Regions from separate parts of the Mus musculus genome. Here region 2 is linked to region 1. Evidence: chromatin contacts called from ENCODE Hi-C or POLR2A ChIA-PET data. All regions are on one chromosome and are shown on one strand. The core of a region is the stretch at or near the end of the contact, and the rest is flanking DNA. Distances in the headings are between cores, read along the strand shown.

Region 1 (3,410 bases), core at 653-3,152:
GACTCTGCAAACTTTCCAGTTTCTAAAGAAGATGATGTCCAGCAGCATTCTGTCAGGAAGCCCTTACACAGAGAAGGTAAGGACCCCGTTCTAAAGCCCCCAAGAGTCAGCATCTTGTCGCTCCACGTGTCCTGCAACACAAGTGCTCTGAAGAAACAGCACACTAAGATGAATGAGGAGGAGGGTGGTGCAGAATGTGCTAAACCTTGGGCCCAGAAAATGAAAGAAGCCAAAGAAAAACTCCCGGAGCAGATTGCCAAGAGATGTGGGCTGTCCTCGCTGAGAGCTTCCATTTCTGAGGCCAGTAAAAATAAAAGAGTCCTTAAAAATCATAAATAGATGTTGGGAGCAAGGAGATTCGGAGAAGCTGAAGATACAGCTCAGTGGTAGCACATTTTTTAGTATTCATGTCGCCCTAGATTTAGTCCCCAAGACTACCTTTTCTATTCTTATATTATTATTTATTTATATTTGTGTGTATGTGTGTGAGAAAGAAGCAGAGACAGAGAAAGAACAAATCCAACTTGTAGTTGATTCTCTCCTTCCACCTTGTGGGTGCCAGGGATCCAGCTAAAACCCATCAGGCATTGTAGCAAGTACCTTTGCCCATGGAGCCATTCTGCTAGCCCAAGACCACCTCTGACAAAAAATTCAAATGGTAAGATAAAGTAGTTGTTAAATTGTTTCTCAAGTTAAATATTACTTGTGGTGCTTCAGATCCTTGAATCAAGCGGAAGGAAGCCAGACAGTGGTAGCACATGCCTTTAGTCCCAGCACTTGGGAGGCAGAGGCAGGTGGATCTGTATAAGTTTGAGGCCAAACAAGTCTACAGAGCCAGTTCCAGGACAGCCAGGACTACACAGAGAAACCCTGTCTTGAAAAATGAAAAATTTTTTAAAAGGAAGGAATCATAAGTGGTAAAAAGTAATGGCTGACTGTCAGGTCAGGAGGTCGGGCTGTGTTTCCATGCAGCACACCTGCTGTAGGACAATTCCTAATCTGAGCAAGAGGTTTGCTTTTTCACTTCTGTTATCTTGAAATCTACTCAATTGTTGTTTTCAGAGCTAATCGGGATTATGAGGAAAAACAGTTGGTTTTTCGCTATATTAGAAAAGATGCTATTAATCTCACTTACATGGGTGCTTGCTATAACTGTCAATTATGTGTCAGGGTTTGCTTTAATGATTTATGTTATCCAATAAAAGGTAACAGTGAAGCATCTCTAACAGTATTCTCTATCCTGTGAATGTGAAGGTGAGAATATTGATATTATAAGATCTATTTTGCTTAAAGGGATTTCTGAATTAAATGTCCAAAGTGATAAATGAATACCAAGTCCTTTGATACAATAATAAATAATTAAATATCTAATGAGCTTACCAAGGCATGAAAATTATTTCATTGAGCATGGGGAACAATTCAGCCAACGGTCCAAAGAGCTCTTCTAATATTCTGTAACCTAACAACATGGGCTAGGTTAAAGAAAATGGTTGCAGCTTCCAAGAACATGAAAACAACTCATGAGAGCCTCCGTACTGAGATTGGATTGTCATCTTCTTAATGAAGTTTTGTTGTATGTCATACACTTTAAGCAAAAAAGAGGTGCTATTTCTAAACTCTTTGAACTTTTTGATTTTAGAAACTGCCAATCAGGCCTGGGGATTGTTGTTCATTGGTAGTTTAATATCTATCCATCCTCAAAGAAAGTTCCCTGTCATAATGTATAGTATCATTTAGCTTTGTAGGCTGTCTTGATCTTAAAGCATACTCTCTACTGAGAAAAACTCAGCTTTATTTAGACTTAAGTCTTCCATCTGTTCGCTCCCTTTACCTGACTGATTTAAGTCAACGTTTTAGTGTCTTGTGACACAGAAGAAATGTCATCTTCGAAACATAAATCTCTCAGAAGGTGTAATTTCCATGCTGGTGTTAGAGGCAAATGCCTTTCAGCAGTAATAAGCCAACCCCTGTTGACTCACAGCTACACATGAAATGTTGATGATAGTAACAATGTGGTGATTTGCATAGAAAACACATAATAGAGCTGAGCATGGTGGTACATGTTTGTATTTCTATCAGTTTCAAGGTAAAGGCATGACTGCTTAACAAGTTTGTAGTCAGCCTGCTGTACATGAGATCTTTCCCAAAAAGGGGAAAGGGGTGGGTTGGAGTGATGGCTCAGGGGTTGAGTGCTTATTGTTCTTGCAGAGAGCCCACAATGGGTCCCCAGCGCCCACATGGGGGCTCACAACCATTCACAAATCCAATAGCAGTGAATTTGATGTCACCTTCTGATCTCCACTGACACCAGGCACTTGGGCAGTACACATACAGATATATACACATAAAATAAAACTAATTTTTTTTAATTTAAAAAGTGTTTTCAAAGAAGGGGTTGGAGAGATGGCTAAGCATTTAAGTGAGCTTGCTTGCTGCATAACCATGAGGACTGCAGTTGTATAACAGCAGCCACATAATAGCAAGGAATCCACAAACACCATAACTCCAGGTCCCAGGAATCTGACACTCTGTGCCCTCCATGTGCTTATATTCATGCAATTACAGATGAATAAATTTTTTTTTTTTTTTTTTTTTTTTACAATTCAAAGAAGAAAATCTGATAAAACAGTCTGGATACATACTAGCTAAATATTTAAACTCAGTAATTGCCACCTTGTACCTTTTATTCGTTTCAGATGCAAAGCAGCAAACTCAATTTTCAAAGAAGGACCTTTTTAGATGCAAACCTATTTTTAAAAAGATCCATCTTTGTTTGAGTGTACTACATGTTATTGGATATAAGTTGTAATTGCAAAAAGGAGAACAATTTTCTGAATTTTAATAATTTTTTAAGGCATCACATCTTTTGAGGCCCTATAGTGCTGGTACTACAAACAGTTTGTGCCTGGACCCTGAGTAATTTATTGGGCTATTTACTTGAAGAATGAAAGAAAAATAGTATTTATATTATTCATATTTCCCTACTTGTGACACAAATGAACACCCTTAACAGAATATTAGGTTTCCAGTTTGACCAATTGTTACCAAATATTTGAAGCTAATACTTTTAAGTTTACATTTATGTACCTTTAAATGAAACAGATTGTGTGGAAACATGGAATGGATATAATCTTCTAGGAAATGTTAACATTTTCTAAACATTACCAGTTTAGCGATTTTTGCATTATTAAAAACTATCTTAAAGTAGCATATTTGGTACCTAATAGTGCTTTCTATAGGGAGCCCAAAAAAGTGCCAAAACTCTACATTGGGGGTGGTGTTCCTTATCACAAGTCTACAAGGCATGTCTAATGCTAATAAAACAGCCAAGGTGCGGACTAGTTAAGTGACCTTTCAAGGCCCCTTAGTCAGTTAAGTGAGGGATGCAGGGCTTGACCTTAAATCTCTCT
Region 2 (3,410 bases), core at 242-2,741, 280 kb before region 1:
AACTCTTTCAAAACAGAGCTCTATTTTAAGGTCATCTTCACTGGGAAGGAAGCAAGAAGAACCTAGCATGTGACTGTCATGCTTGCTGGACTTACTTGCCTGCCCTCAAGTCCCAGCGTTCCTTGCAGCAGGTGATCTCTAAGGAAGGACAGGGACAGAGGGAGGCAGGGGGATACCAAGTCCCAAACCTGTTTTCTTCTAGGTTAGACAGATTCACACTTGTCTTATGAAGGCAAGACAGAGAGGAAAACGCAGAATCTTTTGGGTCCCTGCCCAGAACATATGCAAAATGTACAGAGAGGCCTTGTCTCCCCCGGGGGGGGGGGGGTAGCTGATGCTCAGGTCTTTCCTTTGGCCCATGTGTCCAAATGTAAAACCCCTAATCCAGCCTCCAGTCCTGAGCTACAGGTTGCTCAGAAGCAGGTGATAACAGTAAACTTTAATGACCAGCAGGCTCGCCGGGAAGCACAGCCGTTTAAGCCTTATTTAATTAAAGTCTAATTCTATGCTTGTTTGCCTAAAGACTGATATAAAAAAGCTCCCACTGCCAGCAGGTTTAATGGACTCCACCCCACGTCTATCCCACGGTAGCCTATACTCTATTCTCGTTTCCTAAAACGGAGAATAAGCCTTCAGATAACACCCGTTCCTCCACTCTGGCCCCTGGGACGGGAGGCTCACACCCAGTTTTCTTTCCATCAGAGCAAGGAAGAGTCTGTGTTGTGTGCAGGGCCTGGAGCCTCTGGTCACAAAAATAAACCACTGGAGCGCACGGACTTTCCTTTCCTGACAGTGAGCTTAGTCAGGAAGAGGCACTTGCACAAGATATTTTCCCCATGTTTTTCAAAAGGCATTCAAGGGAGAAACAAAGGGGTGGAAAGAAGGCTTCTTAGCCCATCCTCTTTATTCCCCAAAACAGGCTCCAGGGAAGCCATCCCTACCCCTATCCTTATAGCTCCCTCTTCGGTGTGCACCCACCCCTTCCCACCCCAACATCCTTCCAGATTCCTTTTGCACACTGCTCCACTGAGACTTAAACGAACCACCGTCTCTCTGATTGTTGGGCTCATAACTGAAACTTCCCACACAGCAATATGAAGAGACGTATGATTCAAGCCTCTCCGTTCCAGAAATATTATTAGTCTCGAAAAAAAAAAAAAAAAAAAAAAAAAACAACAGGGGCCTGCTCTATGTCTGTCACCTGAAATAAACTCCCAGTTTCTTCCTCTGCTTCCCAGATGCTCGATTCTAAAGATTATTCAAGCTTCTTTTACCACCCCCAGGTTCCCTACCCCAACAGTTCTAGAGAGAGGGAGGAGGAAGGTGAAGCCCTCAGACGTTGGCCCCAGGAAGGCGGGGCGGGGCTGGACGGGACAGGGGGATGAGGGTGGGGGATAGTGTTGGGATGGGGGAGATGTGGTCACAGGGAGCGAAAATGCGCTGGCTTAACCTCTGAGACTCCCTAGAGACTCCAGTTTGTGTCTCTTTGCGGAGCTCAGAACAGCCTGTATGTTCTCGTCTCCCTGTTGTGTGCCAGGCGCTTCCCCAGTGAGATATCTCCAGTAGAAGCTTTTCCTGTGAGGGGTGGGGAGCTTTTGTTCTCTTCGAAATCTGGTGCAGCTAATTAAAAGCATTGTCCTGGGAGGCGGGAAGTGGAGGGCTTCCAGGGACCCGTGTTTTTTACCGGGGAAGAGTGGCTGCTGTGTGCTATTGAGATGTTCTTGATCTCTTGGCCCTGCTGGGCCAGCCACTTCAGGGGGAGATTTTGATAAAGCCCAGTAAAGTAAAAATAGACTCGTGTAGCAACGGCTCTCCTTTTCTTCCTTTAGCATGTGTTCTGAGAGGTGCTGGGTTGCAATTACAAACCATTTCAGAGAAAGGCCCTCCAATAGTTGGGCTTTTGACTCCTATTGACCCGGAGCATTTTGGAGGTCATGGGACCAGCTGCTTTATTCTGTTTCACCCATTTCCTGACCAATTGCATGCAGGCATGTTGCTGAAGTAAAATTTCTAGCAACGTTTAGCTATTGGTTGACAGTGTAGAAGTAGTTACACCGCTCTTGGTTATTGATTTTAAAGACATACGTGGTTGGAGCTGTAGAAATGGCTCAGCAGCAAGCTCATAACCATCTGTAACTCAAATTCCAGGAGGTCAGCCTCTCTCTTCTGACCTCCAAAGGCACCAGCAATACATGTGGTACACAGACATCCGTGCAGGCAAATACTCATACACGTGAACTAAAATAACAATAAAAATAAATAAATTAGAGCCGGGCAGTGGTGGTGCACGCCTTTAATCCCAGCACTTGGGAGGCAGAGGCAGGTGGATTTCTGAGTTCGAGGCCAGCCTGGTCTACAGAGTGAGTTCCAGGACAGCCAGGGCTATACAGAGAAACCCTGTCTTGAAAAACAAAACAAAAACAAAAATAAATAAATAAATAAATCAGGAATGTGGTATTATAGAATACAGCATTATACAAGTCTTAAAATATTATATAATCTAGGATAGTCCCCACAGAGGCAAACACGGTTAGGACCAAAGTTTGATGAGGCAGCTTGCACTCATTTGAGGAGTGTCACTCCTCTGGTTTGTACTCTCTAGAGTCAAGAAACTTCATTCATTCAGCAAATGCTACAAATATTTACTGGGCGTGAACTATATGCCTGGCAGTGTTCTAGATGCCTGGTATGTAGATCTGAATAAGACAAATACAGAGCATATGGTGCCTGTGGCCAGGGAAAATGAATAATAAACAATGTTCAATAAGTAGATTATAAAGCATATTATGCAGTGATAAGGGCCTGGAGTTGGGGAGTAGATTAAAGTAAGGCCACCTGGGAGAGTTATGATGCGATTGGACAGAGATGTGGTGGGAGAGAGAGCGTTAGCTTGCGGTTCCTGGAGAAAAACTTGAAAGAAAGAAAGAAAGAAAGAAAGAAAGAAAGAAAGAAAGAAAGAAAGAAAGAAAGAAGGAAAGAAAGGAAAGGAAGGAAAGGAAGGAAGGGAGGGAGGGAGGAAGGAAAAAAGAGAAAGAAAGAAAAGAGAGAGAGAGAACAGAAAAAAACGAGAAACTGCCAAGGACCTGAGATGAGAATATTCCTACAGGGGGCCTCTGTGAATGCAGTAGTGCAGGACAAGAGGAGAGAGGAAGAGGACATGTCCTAGATCAGCAGAGTCCAGGGTAGTAGAGCTATCAGGATGTCGTCTTTGACGAGAAGGAGGGAGCGGCTGGAGGTTTTGAAGCATGGGAATGAAGCGCCCAGATTCACGTTTTAACAGAATCACCCTGGCTGCTGTGAAGAAAATACCCTGTAAGGAAAACAAAAACAAAAACAAAAACAGCACTAGAGATGAATCCTTAGTGTAAACATATCCCCCTCCCTGGGGATAGATTTTGAAAACAGGGCCA

The links. A loop is a pair of places that touch in the nucleus more often than their neighbours do. ChIA-PET counts read pairs that join two places held with the same protein, here RNA polymerase II (POLR2A).
Region 2: a map of left cerebral cortex shows a loop between it and region 1 (1.9-fold over the local background). The contact joins two enhancer-like sites. A Hi-C loop is called at or near these places in 1 of 37 maps with a recorded cell type or tissue (left cerebral cortex). POLR2A ChIA-PET finds 5 or more read pairs at or near these places in 1 of 5 experiments (embryonic stem cell).

The regions. Positions count from the first base shown.
Region 1 is chr1:157,165,898-157,169,307 of GRCm38, reverse strand. The region is part of intron 9 of Rasal2 (RAS protein activator like 2); the gene reads left to right. Among named protein-coding and RNA genes, the nearest start is that of Gm30694, 47 kb to the right of the region's middle. Within about 2 kb of position 1,902, at least 1 of the 3 ENCODE cell types and tissues checked has a DNase peak (open chromatin) inside an H3K27ac peak, as active enhancers do; it is left cerebral cortex, where a contact is called at or near this core.
Region 2 is chr1:157,441,686-157,445,095 of GRCm38, reverse strand. No RefSeq gene overlaps it. Among named protein-coding and RNA genes, the nearest start is that of Cryzl2, 15 kb to the left of the region's middle. Within about 2 kb of position 1,491, at least 3 of the 3 ENCODE cell types and tissues checked have a DNase peak (open chromatin) inside an H3K27ac peak, as active enhancers do; they include left cerebral cortex, where a contact is called at or near this core.